Regions from separate parts of the Mus musculus genome. Here all the other regions are linked to region 3. The links are chromatin loops, found by intact Hi-C in ENCODE. Cell type or tissue: gastrocnemius. All regions are shown on one strand.

Region 1 (8,000 bases), 270 kb after region 3:
TTGCACTTTCGTACACCTCATGACAGCGGCTCTTTTACGTTAAGGAGGAAACTCTGTGGTTAAACTGTAGCCTAGGTATTTTTAGAGCCGTTACCATGTTAACCAAATTTCATACATTTCACCTGCAGGATATGCAGTAACACCAAGGCCTTCCCTAAAAGCTAACCAAAAAAAAAAAATGTATTTAAGCAATTAATGCAATTAATACTGTCTTTAGGACTAAGACCATGTTATCTGAGAACAGAGTCGCTGGTGCTGACACCTTTTCTCTTCTATTTTTTTTCTTTTTGAATGGATGGATGGTAATGTCTTTAAGGGAGTACCTTTTTCTTTGATACAAGTGACTTGAAGGGCCAGAACCAAAAGCTTAAAGCTGGTTAGTTCTAAAGGTCAGAGCCTGAAGGCAGCGACTCCTTTGTGAATCATTAAGCTTTCCTAAGCTGCTTCTGACAGACTTCTGGCTTTGCGCCACCTGTCTTGGGTCATTTTACACTGCGAATCCTTATGCTGTTCCAGTTTTTAAGTCAGTAGCAAAGGTTATGAGAAAGACAGAACTTGTGTTGCTGTTGTTTTCCTTCTCAATCCGGCATCGCCCCTAAGCTTTCAGAGCACAGAGCCAGTTTGTGTTTAGGGCATCTTCACACGCCCTACTAGAGAGCATTTAAAGAAGACCCATGGGTCCACAGATGAGCCAGATGTGATGGAAGGGATACCCATTAGCAATAAAGTGAGAGTCCCCATCACTACTGACCAGTGATTTTCACCACTAATCCCAGCACTGAAAGTTCAAGATAGAACTAATATCTGAGGTGCTATCAGATATTATCTTCCATCATCAGTTAAACTGGATGAGTTTTGACATACTTAGAATTCGCTGTGTTAGCCCAATGAGGTTCAAGTGACAGGACACGTCACTGCCAAGTTCTATGCCAGTTTATCTTCTAGTCATCTGAATAAAAGTCACTCTGCACCAAAAAAATTCTCTTAAACACAACGAAATTCTGTTTTATGGAGCCAAGGGACATTAAGCTGCTAAAACACATGCTTTCAAAATCGAATGTGGAATAGCTGTCCTGTTTCTCAAGGGAAAAAATACACAGTTAAACCTTGCTTATTCATAATAACCCAAACTTCCGGAAGGCTTAAGCATTTGGAATTGCTCCAAACCCAAAAGAGGGGAGGAGGGAAAGGGAAGGGTTTGGAGAGCAAGGGGATGGGGGGGGGGGGGGGGATGGAGGGAGAGAAGGACAGAATGAACCAGCAGCAAGCAAGCCAGTTTTTAGAAGTAGACCTGAAACCCTAGCAACACTGAAAGAAGACCTGGAGCTTGCATCTGATTGGCTTACCAGCCAGCCGGAATGCTGAGCTCTGATTGGCTAGTGATGATGTCTCCAAATAATCAGCCTTTTGCAGGGAAGCAAATTTATCTGGCAGAAAGGACAGGAGGTAGAAGAAGCAGGCAAGAAGCAAAGGGAAGCGAACAGGGCAAAATGAATGACAGGTTATTTGTAACAAAGGTGGCAGCTGAGACGACAATGAGAACAAGAATCACTATTTATGTAGCTGCTTACAGTTTTTACAAACTAGGCTCCCTGAAATTACTGACACTGTCTTCAGAAGGACCTTCAAGGATTGCAGAAGTGAAATGACATTCCCCAGGTTACACAGCGAGTAAGAAAAAAGCTGAGGTCACCGGTCTCTAATCCAGGGCTGTTGACACCACAGAGTCTCTGGAGAGAATAATTTGGAGTTATCCTGAGGAATTGAGCTAATCCTCTGATCACAGAAAAGACCACCAGCAGCCACATCAGCTACAGTTTAGTGGGAGATGCAGAAAGGGCGTAGGGCTCACTGCCCTTTGCTACACAGAGGTTGAAATCATCGCTCAAGAAATATCTCCATGCACATTAGGAAGAACGGCTAGTGTGGTAGAAAGGAGGCTTGCATCTTGAGTGCTCAGTGCAATCATTTATTTACCCGGGATGGCTCACAGTGCCAACAACAGCATAATCATCTGTCCCCCAGTTGTTCAGCTATAAATGCGCAGATCATTTTTGTTTCAACTTTCTTCCCATATGCGATGCCTCTGTAAGGCCTGTAGCTGTCACTTCTAAAACCCTGAAGCCAGGTGCTTATGCCATATCGCTGGCCGCCATACTCTCCTCGGAGCCACTGTACTGTTCGACTGGGGTTTCAGTTCATTGCTCCAGCTGTGGTTTTGTGTTTATACCCTCGCTTCCCTAACTTCATCTTCTTCCCGCCCAGTCAATTCTCTGGAATATGTCAAATGCTTAAACATTACACTAAAAATGACATTCAAGGGTTCTAGCAGGGCCCAGCCTGAGTTCACTGTAAGTGCCTATGCCCAGGGCATATTGCTCGACACATGGTGGCCTCCTTTGTGGCTCTAGAGCAGAACCTCTCTCTCCAGTGCTGTTCTTGTCTTCATGTCATCAGACTTCAGGCTCACGTGGCTTTTCCTACAAGCTGATCTAAGTTCCCTGTTATTTTCTTATATGAATTCTTTTTATTGACTTCCTGTGATTTCTCAACTGAAAAGATTGTTTTTATTTGACTGCTTAGCCCTCCTTTTATATGTCTCTTTACTATGAAGCTCTATGAAGTTAAAACCTAGGATTTCACACACCACCCAGGAAAGTAGTGCATAGTGCTTAGTGGGTGCTTGATAGCTGTGTTGAATGAATGAATGAATGAATGAATGAGCAACCAGAGCTTTAGCATGTTTGGTGTTCCATGACACCTCTCTACCAACAACTAGGGACAGGGCTCCTGTAGGACAGTCTGTTGTTCTGTAATTCTTTTCAAAGTCATGATTGCTAATAAGCTACCATCATTTAGAAAGTTCTGTGAAATTCCTAACATAATTTCTGAAAGTGGGGGGAGGAAAATCTTGTTTAGACCTAGGCCTGGGGCATGGTAACAATGCATAGGTACCACCCACTGGTCATATAAGTTGTCAACTTTTTTTTTATTTGCCCAAATTGTGTCTCTGAGGGATAAACATATCCTTAGCAAAATGCATCAACCTATTGGGATTTTAAAGTCATAATTGAGCCAACGCCTTGGTCAAAGTATTGTTGCTTTAATTATGCCCATTTATTTCAACATTCCAATTTTGGAAATTTTTTAGCTGCCCCATTACATTTTCTTTTGCAAGTGAAAATTGTCACGATGCCCTCTGGTGGAATTAAAATTTTTCTTCCTTCTTTCCTTTCTTCCCTAGCTCTGTCCCTCGCGCCCTCTTTCCCTCCTTCCATCTTCCCTTATCTGTTTATCCTTTTATGTATTTAGAATGAAACACAGGAGCCATGGGATTTATATTACTTTGCAATGCTGACTGACTAGGTATTATATCAAAGGTCAGATTAAAGATGATGGTAACTACAACACTCATAGCTATATTTACAAACATGATCAGAACAGAGGAGCAAGAGTTGGCTGTGGCTCACCAAGAATAAGCAGGACTTGTGTCATTATATCCCCACTAGAGCTGATGCAGCTGACAGAATGGCAAGGCTTTCAAAACTGGTTCTGTGCACCAGGTCACGACTTCAGTACTTCTTTGTAGAGCCATGTCATTCTTCCTTTCCTTTCCTTTCCTTTCCTTTCCTTTCCTTTCCTTTCCTTCTTTCTTCTTTCCTTTCTTTCTTTTCTTTCTTGTTTTTTTTTTTTTTCTTTTAGGCAATCTGGATTACACACCAAACGAGATCCTGCTTAAAAAGAAATCAGACTTTTGGGCGATCCAACCCCTGGAAGATGTCAGGGCTGTTCTTTAAGCAACCATGGTCTTAAGACAGAGGGAAGTAACATTTATCGGAGTAGATTAGTTTCCATATTTGTTTATTTCAATGCAGTAAAAAAAAAATTGAAAAGAAGACAAATGAGTATTTAAATATCTATCAACATGTCCTCAAATTATTTAGTGATTGTTTTAAAATTTCCTAAAAGTCAGACAGTAGAAATAAGCTATGGATATAGTACAGATGCATTCAACCAGCTGATTGCATTACAATTGAATCTTTGGGTTTGGTGCACCCCAAATTAAAAGACAAGAAAAAGAGAAAACAAAACAAACAAAAAACAAAAGGACCCAGGGCTCCTGTACAGCAGGCCGATCTAAATCTCTCAAAGAGTAGTACTGCCCCCTAGCGGGAGTTTGGAAAGATTCTAAGGGCCAGGTGTGAGGGGCTGGTCTCAGGAGGGAGCTATCCAAAGGGAAGTTCCGCACTGTGCTGCTGCTCCAACAATTATTTACACAGTCAAAAAACCTGTCTGCAATGCCTTGTGACCAGGACCAAATTCAGTTTTACATCAAGGCAAAACAGACAAACACAAATCCAATTACTTTCCAGTTATTTTTTTTAAGGAATGCGAATCTGACATAAAGTGAGGGCAGAATGCACATTGTTTCTGTAGTAGCACTAGCATTCTGAGAATGCTAGCGTCAGGATCTCTGCCCACAGATGGGTCTGGAGGGCTCTGGAAGACACAACTGTAGCCATGTCATTTGGAATGTCGAAATTCAAAGCAAGCCCACAAACGGGGCTGACCTCTTTCTTTCTTTACAATTAGACAAATTACAGCAATCCTTCTGAGAATGTCTGTTTGCCTTGGTAATATTATCAATGAATTTCATTTTAGTACAGTAAAGATTGTTGTCAAAATGCTTGCTATAATACACAACAATGAAGGAAACCAGCAGAGACAAATGCTAGACACTTTTCTTGCATGGAGCAATCAACTACTGAAAACAAACCCAAACCCAACCCACAACAAACAAAATGGCCAGAAGGGACTTCTCAGAACCCTTACAGGGAACTGGAGGCTTGCAGCAGTTAGGAGAGTATTGATCACAGAACACAGATGAGTATTTGTGAGTATGAATAAACCTGGGAGTGGTGGTGGATTTCTACTGTTTTATTATCAGCACTCCATCTCCAGCTTTATAATAACCCTGAAAACTGCCTTCCTACAGTCATGAATAGTAGAACAAAGCGAGGACTCTTAAGCTCCATTCCCATAGAACTGTCATCTTCTGACCTGCTTGATGGCTCCCTGAGAACATACCACGCACAGCACTGCCTGTATGCGTTGACTCAGAACTCACTGACTGTCACTGTTCCCCATGGAGATGAATTCCAATCAACTGTAGAAAGGATGCACAGAGATTAACATCACAGCTACCTGAGGTGGGCAGTGCTGACTGATGCACATCAGGGCTTTGCAAAGGTTACAGGAAAACGTGGGGCAAGATGGCATGGGCACCTGTTAAATACGGAGGTGAGCACACACCTACTGTTGTGTGAGTCCTCAGAGAGAATCCAAAACTTTGTTTTGCCTTATCTTATGGCCCTATGAAAGCAGAAAAGGAAGGCTAAAGCAAATTTTCCTTCTGACATGGAGTGTTCAGGGTGTTCTCCAAATGCACATAGAACTCCTTGGAAAGTACTGTGTCATTAGTGAGCTCCTGGTCCAATCACTAGCTGAATGCTAAGTTAAGTATCAGAGACCATGGTGGCTACCTGTGATAGTGACAGCTAGAATGAAGTAATCGTCACCAACAGAAACATTAGCCGTGCTGCAGTGAGATGCTCAAATGTCAAGAGTCTCCCTCCATGTGATATTATTTTAATTGTACTGTTCAACAAAATTAGTGACTATTCTCAGAAAATTAAAACACTGCACCATCAATATGAAAGCAGTCAATACAACTACCCTAAAGGAGTCAGGATGTAGGTAGGGACTAGATAGAGACTTAAATCTCTGTTCTTATGTTCAAAGAGCTAAATGTAACCACACGTGAAGAAAATATGAGAGCAGTTTCTCCATAAGTAGAGATAAGCATAGAGAAATTATTTAAAGGTCAAATATAAAGTCTAGAGCTGAGATGCGAAGTAAGAGGCATGAAAAGTTCACTAAAGGCCTCGGTAGCAGATCCGGGTAGTTCTACAGACAGAGCAAGCGGTCAACTCCAGGGAAGGCCAGTTAGCATCACGGATGCTGAGGATAAGAAAGAGCCAACAAAGGGGGCTGAACAGCGTCTCAAGAGTCAGGGAATACAGTCTAGTCTGTCTGAAAGGAAGTCGCGGAAGGATAGGAGAGCTAGGGGAGCAGGGAGAATGGATGAAGTAATAGCAGAAACTTTCTAAATGTAGTGAAAACTGGCAGTTTGTGAAATCAATATGCAGAGGTTCACGTGTAGACACACTGTACTCTATCTACCAAGAGCTAAAGATAAAGAGAATCTTGGTGGACCAAAGGAAAAGTGGCTTATGCTCAAAGTTCCTCACCGGCTTCCCCTCAGAAGCTGTGGGAACAGAATAGTTAAAATACTTAAAACGGTGAAATAAAAATAATAAAAACATACCAACTAAGAAAGCTATGTCCAGTAAAACTATCTTTCAAGGTGAGGACGAGACCAAGACACATTTAGATTAATAGAACTAAGAGGCAGTTCATTGGCAGTAGGCCAGCCTTGCAAACAATACTAAAAGAATTCTTTAGGTACATATGAAAGGATGAGGGACAGTAAGTTGAGGCTAAAAGGAACAACAACAACAACAACAACAACAACAACAACAAACACAGTTATTTTTACCACTACCCACTAGCAAATATAAACTGTAGGTAAATAAAAAAGAAGGCATAACTAGGGAACTGAAAAGACGGCTCACAAGTTAAGAGTGTGTGCTGTTCTTGAAGTCCCGAGGTTGATTACCAGCGCGTCTACCAGGTGGCTCACAATGGCCTATAATTCTATCATGTCAGCTCGAGAGTGATCAGGCCTCTATGACACCTGCCCCCAGGTACCTAATAACCCCCCCGACATACACATAATTAAAAGTAAAATAATTCTTGCAGCAGCTCCCTAGTGTAGCCTTCAACATAAAAATAAAATAAATCCTAAAAAGAAAGTATAGGTATATTTGTAATTATCATATTTAAAAGACAGGTTCATAAAGCAATAAATATAAATTTACATTGGTATGTATATAACATATTAAATGTGTGGTTTGTATGACCATAAAAGCACCAGGGAAGGGGCAGAGAATAAACAGGAGGAAAGAGTTTGTATAATATTAAAGTTAATATAAACCCAAAGTGAACTGGTATACAAATATACCATTAAGATGCTAACTATAAGCCTAGGGAAACTGTACTACATCATAATCACCACCACCACCACCACCATCATCATCATCATCATCATTATTGCTACTATTGTATATGGTGTGTGTGTGTGTGCACGCGCATGTGCCACAGCACACATGTGGAGATCAGAGTTGGTGTTCCCCTTCTACTATGTGTATCCTTACAGTCAAATTTAGTTTGATTAAAGTTAATTAATAAAAATTAAGAAATTTAAATTTAAAGATGGGAAAACATGGCTCAAGCATTATGGGGACGGTCTAAAGAGTATACCATTGCGCGCACACACACAAGTAGTAAACTATGGCCAACACAAACAAACATAGTAACCAGGTGTTCAGATCACTGCAGCAAGGGAAACCTGAGGTGACCCAGACACTGGGTGCAGCCCTGGCCAAATTCTACTCTGTTTATTATTTGGTAATTTATTGCTCATGCCATCTACTTGGGGAACATCTGAAAGGCATATGAACATTCTGAGTTACAAATTAGGCAACGCTAGGAAAACTAAAATCACGTGGCCAACTGACTGCTAGAGCAGAGGGACACTGTAATAACAATCTTCAAATAGGCAGAGAAATATTATCCAGATGAAGATAAGGAGCTGTTTCAGTCAGCTGGGTAGAATCAGAGCTAACATCACTGAGGAAGAAATATAGTTAGGCTTAGATAAAAAAACTTCCTGGCACCTGGAAAATTGAAAATGTTTCTTCCCTGGGATCCCTAAACACAGAGAGGATGACTACATAGGGATGGCTTTAGCACAGTGTTCTTGAAGTTTTAAGGATAACTGAATGATGCATATCTAGTGATTTATGTTCAAATCTCAT
Region 2 (8,000 bases), 240 kb before region 3:
ACATTGCTGTATATCACTAAGAAACACCACTAGACCGGTGTTAATTCAGAATTATCTTTAAACGCATATCATTTTAAATCTTTTCCTGTTTAGCTCTGGTTTCAGTGTGGATACCCTATCTCTGAGCAACTACTAACGTTTTTACTGCAGTATTCCCTAAGTCACTGCAGTGTGCTCCAAATGGTCTCTCAACTCAAAGTCCCAGCAATTCTGTGCCTATCAAGGCCCTACAGTCGCAGACTGTGACAATGAATTCCTGCCAGGCTTCGCGGAGAGGGCAGGTCATTATTAACATCAGCATGTTCTGGGAAAGCATGGCCAGCACTGAAGAAACACCTCCGCCTTTGCACAAAGAGGGAGGAGGAGAGGGGCCGGCACGAGCGGACCGGCTCCTTCCAGCCGCCTTCTTACAAGCCTAGCCCTGAGGTCGCCCTGAGCGCCCCCGATCCTCCAATGACCAGGCCGCCTACAAGAGATGTCCTTGCGGGCAGCCGGAGTCTCCCGCCAGCGCTGAGACCTGAGGGCTCGCGCCCGGCCGGGCGCCAAGGCGAGGCCCCGGACGCCCTTGGAGGTTAATCCGCTGGATCCGGGGCGGCGCTCAAGTGTGACCGACGCGGAGGCAGGTGACTACCGGGCTGGTCTCCCCAGGTGAGCGCCAGGCCCTGGGGGACCGGGAGGGATGGGGGACGCACCTGGCCCGGCCCCGCGGGAACCCGCTACTCACCCAGAGGCAGGACCAGAGACGATGGGAGAGCCGTAGCCCGGCCTCGCACAGGAAAGAAACGCGGCCGGGGAGAGAACGCTTCCGGGGGCTGGAGCCCCGCCCCCCACCGCACGGAGCATGCGCGATCCCTGCCGAGCCGGTGGCGTGCCAGCCAAGGCATGGCGACGCAGTGCGGGGCGAGCTACTTTCCCCAACCTACACCTTAGTACCCGCTGGGCCGATAACATTCAGAAAGGTAGATAGGATGAACAGGGTGCTCCCCAAAGGGCTCTGAGTTCAACTTGAGAGACTCAGAAACTGAATTGGGAAAGACGCTTGACACATGAAATCCCTTGCTACTCTGGAGCTGTACGCAACCCTGACAGAGGAGCCTTTTACAGAAGGCAAAGAAATGCTTCCCTGGTTTGATAAACTTCCACCACCACCACCACCCCCCATCCCCGCAGCAAGTCCTCATGATGCTGCTCAGACGCGCATGGCCTCACCATCTGCCTTTCGGTTTCTAGGGTGAGCTCACCCTCCTCCCCCATCTCTGTACTGATGACACCTGGAGGCGGCGCCTGAGAATCCACTGAACGCTTGAGCAGCCAGGCAGACCAGGGAGGTCTGGCAGTTGGGTCAGAATAGGGCATCTGGTGACAGGTTTTGCATATTGATGACTTTTTTTTTTAACCCCTTCCTCTTGCGAAGTGAGGGACGTGACACCAAGATTCCAAGGAACCGTATCTGAAAGCCAGCCCCTTCTGAATGTATATACACTACTAAGGAACAAGAATAAGTAGACACACTGCCCATAAACAAAAGGAGCATCATCACTTCAAATAAAGGCAGTGGGACTATGAAGGAATAAGACAGACTTCTTAAGACCTTTTTATATTCCTGGAGGAGGCAGTTTGTTTCGCTCTGTTTTCAGGATTATCTTTTAAGGCTAAAGAATTCTACAGCCAAGCTGGGATTGGTGTCACATGCCTGTTTTCCTAGCATTTGGGGTGGCTATGCAAGGAGGATTGCTTTATACCCTGGACCACATAAGTAACACACTGCTTCCTCCCTCTGCTGACAGTTATATTAGTAAATGATGTTGTTAATAGCTGTGGAGAGACACAGCCCAGAAGTGCTGCCAGAGCCTGGAAAGTTCCTTGTTAAAGGACTTTACTGGAGTTCGATAGAAGAACACAATAGATGGAATGAATCAATATTAAAAAGAGTTTGGTTTTTTTGTTTTAATTTTAGACTGGTTTACCCAGCACAGTCTTGAATGGTCCAACAATGGCTGTCCTGGTAGCTTCGCAGTGCTGGAGGTAACATGCCTCAGCAGTCCAACAAGACCACAAGGCTTTAAGGATTCCTGGAGAGCCACGACTAGTCTTTAGTCTGTGGAAGAACCTGGATTCTGATCTCAGTGGATGAGGCCAGAGGCAGCAACATCAACAATGGCAGAAACACTAGGTAACTCACCAGCACGTGACAAAGCAAGCAAACTGAATACAAATCCCTGGGATTCCCTTATGTGTAGGCCAATATCTGGGCTGCCCAAGTTTAGAATGAGCCTATCAGTTAGCCTAGTCAAGAGAATCCCTCACAAGTATTCCTAGTAGCTTCTAGACCTTGTCAGTTCTGTTCGTTGACAGTACCACCATCACTGTCACTGGGTCCTCCCCTCAGGTAAAGTCAGATCCTTGGCTATGCATCATCATGATCAACAACAACAACAACAACACACACAAAGAGTTAAGACAAAGTGGGTTTATTAAGTAAAGATAGGTGATAACACTTCTGGTCTAAGCTTGGGGACATGGGAGGTTTATAAGATAGTACAAATGATCAAGATAAATGTGGCTGCTTCTTTCCTTTCCAGTGGATTGCCTATCTCTGCTGTACCCAATGTTTTAATTTAGGAAATTTCTTGCATCTGGGCCTTAAAAGATCACATTACTGCCAGGTGGTGGTGGCGCATGCCTTTAATTCTAACACTTGGGAAGCAGAGGCAGGCGGATTTCTGAGTTTGAGGCCAGCCTGGTCTACAGAGTGAGTTCCAGGCCAGCCTGGTCTACAGAGTGAGTTCCAGGACAGCCAGAGCTACACAGAGAAACCCTGTCTCGAAAAAAAAAAAAAAAAATCAAATTACTGCCCAAAGGACACTCCATCCTACCACAAGGACAATTGACCAACTGTGTCCATAGCAACTTTGCTCATCAGAGCCAGAAACTGGAAACAAACTAGATGTCTCTCAACATTAGAATGGATAAAGAAAATGTGGTACAGGCTGGAGAGATGGCTCAGCCTTTAGGAGCACTGACTGCTCTAACAGAGGTCCTGAGTTCAATTCCCAGTACCCACATGGTGGCTCACAACCATCTGTAATGCTGTAATGGGATCCGATGCCATCTTCTATAGTGTCTGAGGACAGTGACTGTGTACTCACATACATAAAATAAATAAAATCTTAAAAAAAGAAAATGTGGTACATTTACACAATGAAGTATTACTGAGCTGTTTGAAAAATGACACCATGGAATTTGCAGGCATATGGATGGAACTAGGAAAAAAAAAATTATCCTGAGTGAGCTAACCCAGACCCAGGAAGACAAACATGGTATGTACTCACTTATAAGCAGGAATTACCTGTTTGTAAAAGATAACCATGCTATAATCCACAGGCCCAGAGAGGCAAGGTGATAAGCAGAGATCAGGGGGTTGGGTCCCATGCATCTACCTGGAAAGGTAAAATAGATTCTGTGAACAGACTGGGGGAAGGAGAGGATGAGAACAGGAAGGATCAGACGGGGGGGGGGGGGGGGGGGTGGGAGGCGGTACTGGGAGAGATAACTGGAATTTGGGGGCAACTAGCAGTGTGATACAGAAACCTACTGCAGTGGAAACTCCCTGGAATCTACGAGGGTGATCCTAGTGAAGACTCCTGGTAATGGGGGACCCAGAGCCTAAACCAGCCATCTTCTGTAACCTGGTAGTGGTACTGGGACACCAACACAGTCACAAAACCTTCAACTTACAATTTGTCCTGCCCTGAAACACATTCTAGGAGAATGGTGGTGTAGAACATGTGGGAGTGGCCAACTTGCCACCCATGTCACCACAAGATGGAGCTCAAGCCTAACAACTGCCCGCAGATGGCCAGGAACCAGAGGCTGGACAGCCCAGAGACCTAGGATAGAACCAAAGCCAGACTGGCAAAAAAAGAAGAGGAAGAGAAGGAGGAGGAGGAGACGACGACCAAAAACACATCTCTGAGATAGTTCCTAATGATATTCTGCATGTTCATAGATTACTAACTAACTCAATTACCATCAGAGAGGCTTCATCCAGCAACTGATGGGAGCAGATGCAGAGACCCACAGCAAATATTAAGCAGAGCTCAGGGAAATCCCAGAAGGGATGGGGCAAGGATCATAGGAAACAGAGGGGTTGAGGATACCATGAGAGCATGGCCCACAGAATCAACTAGGCAGGGCTCATAGGGACTAAGAGAGACTGAAGTGACAAACATGGATGCTGTATGGGTCTGAGCTAGGTCCTATGCATATATGTTATAGCTATGTAACTTGGCATTCTTGTGGTAGTCCTGACAGTGGTGGTGAGAGGTGTCTGACTCATCTTCTCCTGGGACCCTTTGCCTCCTACTGGGTTGCCTCATCCAACCTTGGAATGATGTGCCTAGCCTTATTGTAATGTGTTAAGCCATGTTTGGCTGATACTCCTGGTAAGCCTGTTATTTTATTTTATTTTATTTTGTTGTTGTTGTTGTTTTGGTTTTTTTGTGTGTGTTTGTTTTTTGAGACAGGGTTTCTCTGTGTAGCCCTGGCTGTCCTGGAACTCACTCTGTAGACCAGGCTGGCCTCGAACTCAGAAATCCACCTGCCTCTGCCTCCCAAGTGCTGGGGTTAAAGGCATGCGCACCACTGCCTGACAGCCTGTTATTTTCTAAAGGGAAATGGAGGAGGAGGAGGACAAAGAGGGCAAGGAGGGGGAGGAAGACAAGGATGACGAGGACGATGAAGAGGAGGAGGAATAGTTCTGGAGGAGAGAGGGATTGGGAAGAGTGGAGGGATGTAATGTATAAGAGAGTAATATTTTTTTTTAATATCAAATTGCTGGCTTTCTGCAAACCACAGGTCCCTTCCCAGAAGTTAAAAAAAAAATCAATAGAGGGTCCTTAAGTCCAATTAGACTTGATTGGATGCCACCAAGGTATGGATGCCACTACCATACTAAGAAGTACTGTGCCTTCCAGCTTTGTCCCTCAACAGAGGAATGGATACAGAAAATGTGGTACATTTACACAGTGAAGTACTATTCAGCTATTAAAAACAATGAATTTATGAAATTCTTAGACAAATGGATATATCTGGAGGATATCATCCTTATGGAGGTAACCTAATCACAAAAGAAGACACTTGATATGCACTCACTGATAAGTAGATATTAGCCCAGAAACCTAGAATACCCAAGATACAATTTGTAAAACACAAGAAAATCAAGAAGGAAGACCAACGCTTGGATACTTCATTCCTCCCTAGAATAGGGAATAAAATATCCATGGAAGGAGTTACAGAGACAAAGTTTGGAGCTAAGACAAAAGGATGGACCATCCAGAGACTGCCCTACCCAGGGGTTCATCCCATAATCAGCCACCAATCACAGACACTATTGCATATGCCAGCAAGATTTTGCTGAAAGGACCCTGATATAGCTGTCTCTTGTGAGGCTATGCCAGTGCCTGGCAAATACAGAACTGGATGCTTACAGTCATCTATAGGATGGAACACAGGGCCCCCAATGGAGGAGCCAGAGAAAGTACCCAAGGAGTTGAAAGGGTCTGCAACCCTATAGGAGGAACAACAATATGAACTAATCAGTACCCCCAGACCTCGTGTGTCTACCTGCATATGTAGCAGAAGATGGCCTAGTCAGCCATCATAGGGAATAGAGGCCCCTTGGTCTTGCAAACTTTATATGCCCCAGTACAGGGGAATGCCGGGGCCAAGAAGTGGGAGTAAATGGGTAGGGGAGCAGGGTGGGGGGGGGGTGGTATAAGGGACTTTCTGGATAGCATTTGAAATGTAAATAAAGAAAATATCTAATAAAAAAATTTTTAAAAAGAGTTACTGTGCCTTGCTGGTTGTTTTGTAGTTCATAGACATCACAGCTTGATAGGACTATTGCTTCTTTCCCCTTGGAAATTTTTTATTTTCTTTTTTTGTTCAATTTTTTACTAGATATTTTCTTCATTTACATTTCAAATGCTATCCCGAAAGTCCCCTATACCCTCCCCCGCCCTAAAGTTTTTCAAGACAAGGTTTCTCTGTGTAGGCCTGGCTGTCCTAGAAGTCACTCTATAGACCAGGCTGGCTCCCAACTCACAGAGATCTGCCTACCTCTGTCTCTCAAGTGTTGGGATTAAACCCGTGCCTCCACTGCCTGACTTGTCCCTTGGAAGCTTGCATAAGGCCTGTCTTCTGGTGTCAGGAAAGCCAGTCCTCAGTTCCAGCTTGGATCCTCAGTGTCTTGGACTCTTGGTGTCTTCAGCAATAGGACTTAATTTTCAACCTCTAGGAGGCAACCTAAGATAACAAAAACGCCATGTAATGTTTTGGGAGTCTAGGGCTTCCTTTTTTTTTTTTTTTATTTTATTTATTTAAGTAAGTAATTACACTGTAGCTGTCCTCAGACACTCCAGAAAAGGGCATCAGATCTCATTACGGATGGTTGTGAGCCACCATGTGGTTGCTGGGATTTGAACTCAGGACCTTTGGAAGAGCAGTCAGTGCTCTTCCAAAGGCTCTGAGCCATCTCTCCAACCCCAAGTCTAGGGTTTCTTATGCCTGGTATTGAGGGTTTTGATGGATATTTTGTGGGTTTTACTGGAGCATTGTCAGCTCAGTTGGGAAAGTTTTATTTAAGCTATACCTATACCTATATCTATATTTATATCTAATCTACATATTTATATCTGTATATAGACTTATGTGTATTAAGTGTAATTTTAGGTTAAAAATAGTATGATTTTTTTATGGCTTTTTCCGAAATCTTTATTATTCTTTTATCTTCCTCCTTCCCTCTCTTTCTGTATGGATCCCCCTCCTTCCTCCCTATTAACAAAGCCCACCCTGGTCCTTTTTCATTTCAATGGCTTCTGCAGTTACTTCAAGTTATGTAGTCACATCTGAAGTTTTGGAGTTAGGAGCCACAGATGAGAGAAACATCAGACATCTGTCTGAGTCCGGATTACTTTACTCAATAGGATCTTTTCAAGTTCCGTCCATTTACCTCCAGATTTCATTTTACCTACAGCTAAATAGTACTCCATTGTGTATATGGACCACCTTTCCATTGCCCATTCGTCAGTTGAAGGGCATTTAGGTTGTTTCCATTTCCTAGCTATTGTGATGAACACAGCTGAGCAAGTTTCTGTGGGATAGGATGCCAGGTCCTCTGGGCCAATGCCAAGAAGTGGTGTAGATGGGTCAGATGGTAGATTTACTTCTAGCCACATTTATTTTCAGAGTGGCCATACCAGTTTGTCATATCACTAATACTAAATGGGGTTCCCTTTTCCTCATACCCTCTCTACAATTTGTTGCTAATAAAACAAATAATGTTTGTTTTATTATATACTAGGAGAGCAATTCCTGATCGTTTCCTGGTCCCGTTGGGTTGGAGGACTTTTTCCCATCCTTAATTTTAAAGTGGCACCTATCTTTAAAGCTGAGTTTCTTTTTTTCTTTTTAAGATTTATTTATTTATTATATGTAAGTACACTGCAGCTGTCTTCAGACACTCCAGAAGAGGGTGTCAGATCTCGTTACGGATGGTTGTGAGCCACCATGTGGTTGCTGGGATTTGAACCCAGGACCTTCAGAAGAGCGATCAGTGTTCTTAATTGCCATCTCTCCAGCCCCTAAAGCTGAGTTTCTTATAGACAGCAGATAGATGGACTTGGTATCTTGACCCATTCAGCAGGCCTATGTCTTTTGATTGAATAATTAAAACATTAATATTTAAAGTTATTATTGAGAAGTGTATGCCGATTGCAGTCATTGTGGTGGTTATTGTTGTTGCCATCCATGTTCTAAGAGTTTCTTTGTGTTCCCATAATTATAACTTTTTTTTTTCTTTTCTACCATCCCTCAGTTATGCTTATTACTCTCTTCAGTCTGGAATTTTGCTTTTGAGGTTTTATTTAGGGCTGGTCTCTGGATAGGAATTGTTTTAGCCTGTTTGGCTCATAGAAAGTTTCTCTTACTACTTGGACTAT
Region 3 (8,000 bases):
AGTTCCCTAAGTGATTCAGCCACACTGTTGTTGGTGGGCTCAGTGCCAACTGTGATACACATCTACTAAGGGTGTGCTTGCTCAAGACACTGTACTATGCACTATGAATAATGAAGTAAATGTCACATAAAATCACGTGGGAGGCTGTTGGGAGCTTCACTAGTTGACCATCCGTGGGGCGGGTTTTGGAGGCTCAGCAGCACCATCTTTCTTAAATGATAACAGAAAAATCTGTGAAGACTGGAAGCCCAGAAGTGCAGAGAACAGACTTTAGAGAGAGCAGAAAGAAGAGATCCAAGGGCTGGTTGGAGTTAGAGCAGGTTAGCCTTGGATTCCCGACCTTGAAATTATTTTCCTATTATAACAAATTCGAGGAATCATCAAATTTGTGAGACATTGAGCTTTCCTGAGGCAGAGAGTGAATTTTAGAGACTGCTCTTGCAGCTGGTAGGTCTTGTGCTCTGGTAAGTTAGAAGATGAAGAATGGAAAGGTCTCAGAATGGAGGGGGAGCTTGGGCCAAGCAGGTCACTGACAGGTGGCCAGGGCAAAGGAACAGTTATGTAAAACTGATTAGATGTTGGGGGAGGAGTGGAGAGGGGAAGAAGAAGTGCTGAGGACATTGTGCCTGGGTGAGGGGAAGAATTGCGCTGCAGCAGAGAAGGGGAAGTTGGAGTCTGAGCTGACTGGAGGAGGGGAAAGACTAGGTGACCTTGATTGGGAGATGCTGGAACTGGGTACCCATATCCCAGGGCCATGTGGAGATGTGGTACTCAAGGGAGAGGGGTAGGCTACACACATACAAATAAACTACAGTGTGAGCCATCAGCATTGAGGGGAATTGCTTGGAGCTCTGGCTCTGTGTTGTGGGGTATCTGTGAAGTTAAGCCACCGTAAGCAGATTTCTATGTATGTTAAGAAGTTGACAACCTCCTATTATATACCCTAAATAGAATCACCTGTATAGAAGTGGTGACACTCTTGGACAGTTGAATCACCATGTTCCTGATTGCTACAATACCTCAGACTATTGATTATTTTTGCCATGGCTAGACTGTTGATAGTGATATTTCACTTCACAGAAAAATAATTAACTTCAATTTGGTCAAAGACCTGGACACAAGAGCTAAAATTATGAACTCTTGAGGAAGAAAACAACATCAAAAATGTAAATCTTTTAGGGCTAGAGAGATGACTCAGCAGTTAAGAGCACTGACTGCTCTTCCAGAGGTTCTGAGTTCAATTCTCAACAACCACATGGTGGCTCACAGCCATCTGTAATGGGAACTGATGCCCTCTTATGATGTGTTTAAAGACAGCTACAGAGTATTTGTATACATAAAACAAACAAACAAATGACTCTTAAAAAAATCTCTAATAAAAAAATAAAAACCTACTTCTTAAAAATACCTGTAAATCTTTGTACTAACATGCCTTAAAATGGGTAATATTAGATACAGTACTTAAAGTAAAAACAATTATAAACCGGGCGTGGTGGCCCACGCCTTTAATCCCAGCACTTGGGAGGCAGAGGCAGGCAGATTTCTGAGTTCGTGGCCAGCCTGGTCTACAAAGTGAGTTCCAGGACAGCCAGGGCTATACAGAGAAACCCTGTCTTGAAAAATCAAAAAAATAAAAACTAAAATAAACTAGATTTCATCAAAACTTAAATTTTGTATTTCAGGGACTGTCAAGAAAGTGCAGACTCATAGCATGGGAGATAATATCTGCCAATCTAATTATCTGAGAGAAGTCTAGTACTCAGAATAAGTCAAGAACCTTTAATACAACATTGAAGGACAATAACCAATTAAAACCGGCCGAACCATTATAGTAAATATTTCTCCTGAAAAATGTACAAATGAAGCTGAGTGTGGTGTCACATACCTATAATCCCAGCACTCAGAGGGGGCTGAGGCAGGAGGAGTGTGATTTCAAGACTGCCTGTGCAGCATCAGGAGACTATGGATTAATCCCCTCTTATATACACAAATGGTCAAGACTCAACATTGAGCTATCTGAGAAATGTAAGTCAAAGGCACAATGAGGTACCATTTCATACCTACTAGGGTGGCAATCATTATTATCATGATTACTATCAATTATCCTGAGATAGTAACAGAGGTAAGTGTGATGTTTTAAATTAAAATGGCCCCCATAGCCCCATAGGGAATGATACTATTAGGAGGTGTGGCCATGTTGAAGGAAGTGTGTCATTAGGGGCAGGCTTTGAGGTTTTGGATGCTGAAACCAGGCTCAGTGTATTGTGACTCATTCTCTTTCTGCTGCCTGCCAATTCAGATGTAGAATTCTCAGCTACTTCTCCAGCAGCACGTCTACCTTTGTGCTGCCATGCTTCTTACCATGATAATACGTATCCCCATATTTCTTCACTATTCACCCTTGCCTATCCCTGCCCTGCCGCGAGTCTTTAAACTCTAGTCACAGCATGGTTAACACAAGATGCTAAAAAAAAGCATAAGAACAGCTGTTCTGATTCCGTGCTTCACGACCTGCTCATAGCGTGCTCCAGCTGTGGAGAGCAGCTCTAAGGGAGGTCCAAGCTTTAGTTCTGGTGAGCGAAGCTGATACAAAGGTGAGCCAGAACACAGTCTCCCGAAGTGCATCCTTCTGCCTCACAGGACAGGGTCCACTCAAGCTTTTGCCCAGTTGCTCTCAGAGTCAAGGGTTCTTCCTAACCTTTCCACAGACAGAGACCTCCTCAAGCTCAGGTGTTAGAACCTGCCAAGGCTCCACCCATCGCTGGCTTCCTGTGAACAGGTGTGCTTGGAACTTTGGAACCTGTGTTTTGAAATTTGTAATTTGAGGTCCTCAGAGGTTGCAGGCACCATCTAGGAAAAGGGGAGGGATTTGAGGCAAAAGGGACTAAGATTCTGACTCCTACCTCATTCGAGAGGAAAGAACCAATCCGTTTAACAGAGTGTCCTTAATGGCGGTTGAGTGTATGGGGGTGGGGGAGGGGGGGTGTCTGTGTGCGCAGATGCAGCTCAGAGAGCTCTCATTCACTGCCTTTCCCTCTGGCTCTCTCCCTGCACACACTGTTCTCTGAGCTCCATGGCTTCCTGTGCTGCGCTTCCTGTTTCCTTGTCAAACTTCATATAAGCATTTGCTGAGGGCTGGGCAGGTGTCAGGCTCCGTGGCTGGGAGGAAGCAGCAGGTGGAGGACATAGGATGTTGATGACACTTGGGCTGGAGTTCACCAAGTTCCCCTTTTAGTTCGTAATCTCTGTTTATGATTTGAGTACCTAGGAGAACCGGCTAATTCCAGCAGATGGAAAAGAACTCTAGCAGGCTAGAGCATCCCAGGCCAACGAGAGCTTCAAATACTTTGAAGATAGAGGATAACCCTTCCTGCCTCTCATTCCTGGGAGTGTCCTCGCAGGCTCTGTAGGTCTCTCGAAAACGTAGCTGATACACTGAGTAGTTCTCCAACCCTTTCCTTCTGACCTCAGCCAATCTCCTCCTTTGTGATCACACATTTCTAGGGTGTGCTAGGCAGGAACGATTCTTGTCTCTATTTAATGATGCTTAAATATAATAAGTGTAATTCCTACAAGACAGTCTTGGCCAAAAATAGAAAACCCTGTTGCTCTTTCACTTCACCTCCCACTCTCCCACTCCTACGTTCACACCACAGCATCCTATAAGGTTTTTGTTTGTTTGTTTTTTTAATCACCTAAAGCCATTGCTTTCTGGGCTAGTGTGCCCCCTTGAAGAGCTGGCATTTGGCCTGTAGTCTGGGCAACTACCTCAGATTGCCTCCTTGGAAAGGAGGGTGACCATGTCAGTTGGGCTGAGCATAGGCTTTGCAGATGGGGGATCTGGGGAGCTTAGGGGTGATACACTCTCTGCTAAACCATCAGGATGGCAGCTTCGTCTTTCATCTGGGCTCCTCTATTGTACTGGTGGCTATTGGTTCTTTTCCTTTCATTAAAGTACAGTGGTTGTTTGCTAAAGACGCTTTTGTTCAGAGGGAAACAATGCTTCTATGTTCCAACAGGAGAAGTGTCAGCTGTGGGAGGAGAGAGGAGAGGGTGGGACTCTCCCTACAGAGCCCTCTGGTGGACTTTTTCAGTATGCATTGCTTCTTCTGCCTTCTTGAAGGAATGGCTTCCTTCTGCTCATGGAGGGAGGCTCCTGATGCATCTGATGACTGCCCGTTGTGGCTTTCAGGGCCCATGGGAGCTGATGGCCCTCCTGCTGGCCTGCATCCCCAGCTTCATCCACTGGCCATTCCGTTCCAGGTGTCTTCTCCAGCAGTTTCTCTAGGTTGGCTTTGACCCACTGCTCCCATTCTGCTTCCTTCATCAGCCACAGGCTACTAAGCAGTCCCTATCCCAACCCCTTCTCATCCTGGATCTTTTACTTCAGGCATCACCCTCTTGGCAGGATCTGACACAACCTCGTTCTTGCACCTTGCTCAGAAGCTGTTCGTATGAAGTCCAGGACAGTCAGGCTGTCCTGTCTGTTTCATCTCTGACCCCTGACATGCAGTCCATGCAGTCGAGTGTCTGGCTTTTATTGGGCATTTACAAAATGCACAGGAAGAAACAAATAACAAAGACAGAGAACATGGAAAGGGGAAAACTTTGGGGTCTTTTGACACCAAGGCAACCAAGAGGTTGCGTGGAATGTCTCTTTTGCCAAGGAGGGGCGTGCCTGCGTAGTTGGTATCCTAGTTAGCATGTTAACATGACATTGTCTATGGTCACCTGGGGTGTAGGGACAGTTGAGTTGAGTAATTGTCTTTATCAGGCAGGTTTGTGGACATGTCTGATAAGTGCCATCTGGACTGCTAACTGATATAGGGCTACCATGAACAGTCCCATACCTAGGCAGTTGATTTGGGGTTGTATAAGGAAACAGGTTAAGCTGGAGCCAGAGAATAAGTCAGTCTGGAACACTCCTGCCTTGACATCCATCCCTCAGTGACTGACTGTGTCCTGGAAGTGTGAGCCAATTCAACGCTTTCTTCCCTGAGTTGTGTTTGATCACAGTGTTTTGTTCTAGTGACAAGAAACCCAGATCAGGTGCATCCCTTCTTCTCTGGGATTATATCTTGGTTCCCAGGAATTAGGGACTTTCCTTCATCTTTCCCACTCTCTTTCCTGCACTAGTTTTCCCAGGGCTCGTCCACACACTCTTTAATAGTGTTAACAGAGGCTGTAACTATAAAGAAACCCAGCTGCCATCTTTGAGGACCTTCAGTTTTTGGACACTTCCAAATATTCTATTTAAAAGCATTGGCCCATCAAGGGAAACCCGTGCCTCATCAGCTGAAATGCTCCTGGTCAACTTTCTTTACTGTGGGTGGGGGGGGGGGGGCGTTTGAAATTCTCAGCTGCACCCCGATGTATCCAGCAACTGTCTCTTACATCGATGGTGACAATCCGCTGGCAGTCAGAAGCCAAAATTCCATTTACTCAGCATTTACAGAGAGGAGCTCTCACATTCCAGAGGCACCCGTCAGTTGCTACCAGACATACCCCGTGTCTGGTCCTGGATTTGGCCAACTCTGTGTGTGTGTGTTTGTGCACATGTCTGTGTGTGCATGCACATATGTGTACATACATGCATACACACATGCATACACACAAAAGTCTTTTTTCCTGTTGACAACCGGAGAGATGAACTTGAACCATCAGGCTGGTAAGGACATCAGCAGTTCTCCAAGTTCTTTTGACAGTTCTCTGGGAATCATCCTGGCTTCTGACTCTTACTTTCTTCCTCTGTGGCTGCACTCTTGCTGCTGTTAAACTCATACCTACAACCCAGCCTCTTCCCCGAGTTCCACCAACACAAGCCCATAAGACCCACTTATTCCTGGAAGTCTGTAGAAAAGATTTCATGGCAGATTTGAAAGGCAGATACCAGGGCTTTTATTTTGACGGTCCACACCTTCACATAGCCATTCTGCCCCTCCCCCATACACGAAGCTGAAGCCCTTCTGGTTAGCTGTGGCTTTTCTTTGTCTTCTATTCTTCTTCTGTTGGGTGCCCCTGTGGATCTCTTTTTGTTATTACTTATCTAAAGCCCTTCAACCCTTCCTTGTGCCTCAATTAGCTAGGTCCATTTGCATATCCAGAGTCTTCCTGGGTCTCAAGTTTCTTAAGAGTCACTCTCCTTAGAAAGCAATTATGGTTTACAGAGAATTTCCTCTTTTGCAAAAAAAAAAAAAAAAAAAAAAAAAAAAAAAGGGCCAGTGGGATCCCAAAGTCCTCCAAAGTCCTCCAGCAACCCAGAGACAACCCTGAAATGCCGGAGCTGGGGGTGGCTTTTCAGAGGGCTGGGCATGGTCTTCTCATTGCTGTCTTCTGAAAAACGATGAAAAAAAATGGGGATGAGTCGCTAAAGTCTCCACATCAAAGTTGAAAGAGTAGCTTTCTCTGCGGGATAAAAAGTCAAAAGCCCCAAAGGCCTGTCTGCCCTTCCATTGGGGATATCTTTCCATCTTGGGCGAATTAGAGATTATCATGAGGTTCTCTCAATGTGGAATTTACGGAGGAAAAAAAAGAAAGGAAAAGAAAAACTATTCATTGCTCCACCTTTTGCACTGGCCAAGGCAGAGCTATGCTGGTGACAGAAGATTGATCATGGCTGGAGTTGATTCTGAAGCCGACTGTACAGCGGAAGGCGGCCGGCAGCAAGGATAGCGGAGTCCTGTGGGGAAAGGTGACCCTGGGCTCAGAGCAGTGAGAAGTACGTTTATCCCCGCCCCCAAGCCCCACCCAGTTTACTTGGACGGCGTGTCGAGATCCCCTTGGCTTGCTGTGCTACAGGAGAAGACTCACACAAAGGATGTCAGAATTGTTCTAGAAAATCCTCAGCACTTTGAATCAAGGGAAAATGAGTCAATTGCTCCTCTTTTTCAGTTCTTGAACTTTAAAAATTTGACTGTGGTTCCGTGTTTGAGGTGGTGTGTGCGTTTGGTTGAGGGGGTGGAAGTTGACAGGCAGGATTCGGAAGGTGGTGATTAGGTTCTGAGATGTCTGGGGGTGGAGGAAGCTTAAGGGAAGGAGGCAGGCTCCTCCTGCAGAGGTGGAATAAGAAATGTAAATGGGTCAACTTGATTGGCTCTGGCCCTCCCAAATCCAGTGAAATTAGCTCCAAGTTAAGGCTTTCTCTGGCAGAATAACTGCTCTGTATTCAGGGATCAGGGGGAAAAATGGTTACATAGAATTGTTTGTGTCAGAGAACCTGCTTTAACCAATTTAATTTAGCTTGATGAGGAACCCTCAAGCAGCCATTATGTGCCTGTCACAAGGTCAGATGTATTGTGGGAAGCAGAAGAAAGCCTTTCCAACACAGCTGCCTTCGCACTCGGACAATCTCCTTAGGGAATTGAGACTCACATACATGGCCAGGTGAAAAAGAAAAAAAAAAAAAAAAAAAAAAAACCGAGATCAAAGATCAAACTTCTTCAGCATCCCAAAAGTCACGATACGGACAGTTCACATTCTGGATATGAGACGGGGTCATGGAGGGGTTGTGATGAAGTGGCCCCTGAAATGAGGAGAAAACTGCTTATTTGTGGTACTGTGTCTGCCTCCTTTTTGGTTTCCCCAGAGCTATCCAAGTCGATGTTAAATTGACAGTTCTCCAGAGACGGAAGATTCAAGGCAAGAACAGAGGTAGTCTAGAAGTTGGTAGCACTGTAACCCAGGCAGAGAGAGTGCAGGGCCACGTTGACAGGGGCTGGAAGATAAAGAGTTTGGATTTTGTCTGCCAAGAAAATCATAGGAGAGCAAGGATAGGACCTGGGGAATGGCCTCAGAGTGGAGTATTCTCTGGTGCAGTGTCAGAGTTTTGTTAAAGATGATTGCCATGGTTTAGATAATCACTATGGCTGATGCTCCTAGGAGGTATGGAATATTTAGAGGGTGGGGCCTTTAAGCCTTGAGGAATATGCCCTGCAGGAGATTCTGCCCTTCCTTCGATCTTTGGTATTTTTGCTAAGGGCAAGTTGTGCAAAGCTGTGGGC

What was found. A loop is a pair of places that touch in the nucleus more often than their neighbours do. Peaks named below come from ENCODE experiments on the same cell type or tissue, not always from the same donor. Only the 100,000 strongest peaks of a DNase experiment are listed, where the experiment ranks them.
Region 1: it touches region 3 in a loop (2.8-fold over the local background); 16 of 42 quality-filtered maps call a loop at or near these places.
Region 2: a loop joins it to region 3, with 2.9 times the contacts of the local background. A loop is called at or near these places in 13 of 42 quality-filtered maps.

What each region holds. Positions count from the first base shown.
Region 1 is chr19:33,223,026-33,231,025 of GRCm38, forward strand. It overlaps the pseudogene Rnls. Among named protein-coding and RNA genes, the nearest start is that of Mir3970, 70 kb to the left of the region's middle. In gastrocnemius, CTCF peaks have their summits at 3,224 (motif pointing left) and 4,173 (motif pointing left); DNase peaks (open chromatin) are centred at 485, 1,352 and 4,175; H3K4me3 peaks cover 801 bases; H3K27ac peaks cover 1,751 bases.
Region 2 is chr19:32,711,542-32,719,541 of GRCm38, forward strand. It overlaps Atad1 (ATPase family, AAA domain containing 1), which reads right to left and starts at 757. Exons shown (of 10, transcript NM_026487.3): 1 at 725-757. In gastrocnemius, CTCF peaks have their summits at 1,288 (motif pointing left), 3,821 (motif pointing right) and 6,289; DNase peaks (open chromatin) are centred at 815, 1,261, 3,833 and 7,172; H3K4me3 peaks cover 1,695 bases; H3K27ac peaks cover 1,683 bases.
Region 3 is chr19:32,950,361-32,958,360 of GRCm38, forward strand. No RefSeq gene overlaps it. Among named protein-coding and RNA genes, the nearest start is that of Gm36914, 5.7 kb to the right of the region's middle. In gastrocnemius, a CTCF peak has its summit at 4,081 (motif pointing left); DNase peaks (open chromatin) are centred at 4,141 and 6,702; H3K4me3 peaks cover 786 bases; H3K27ac peaks cover 1,477 bases.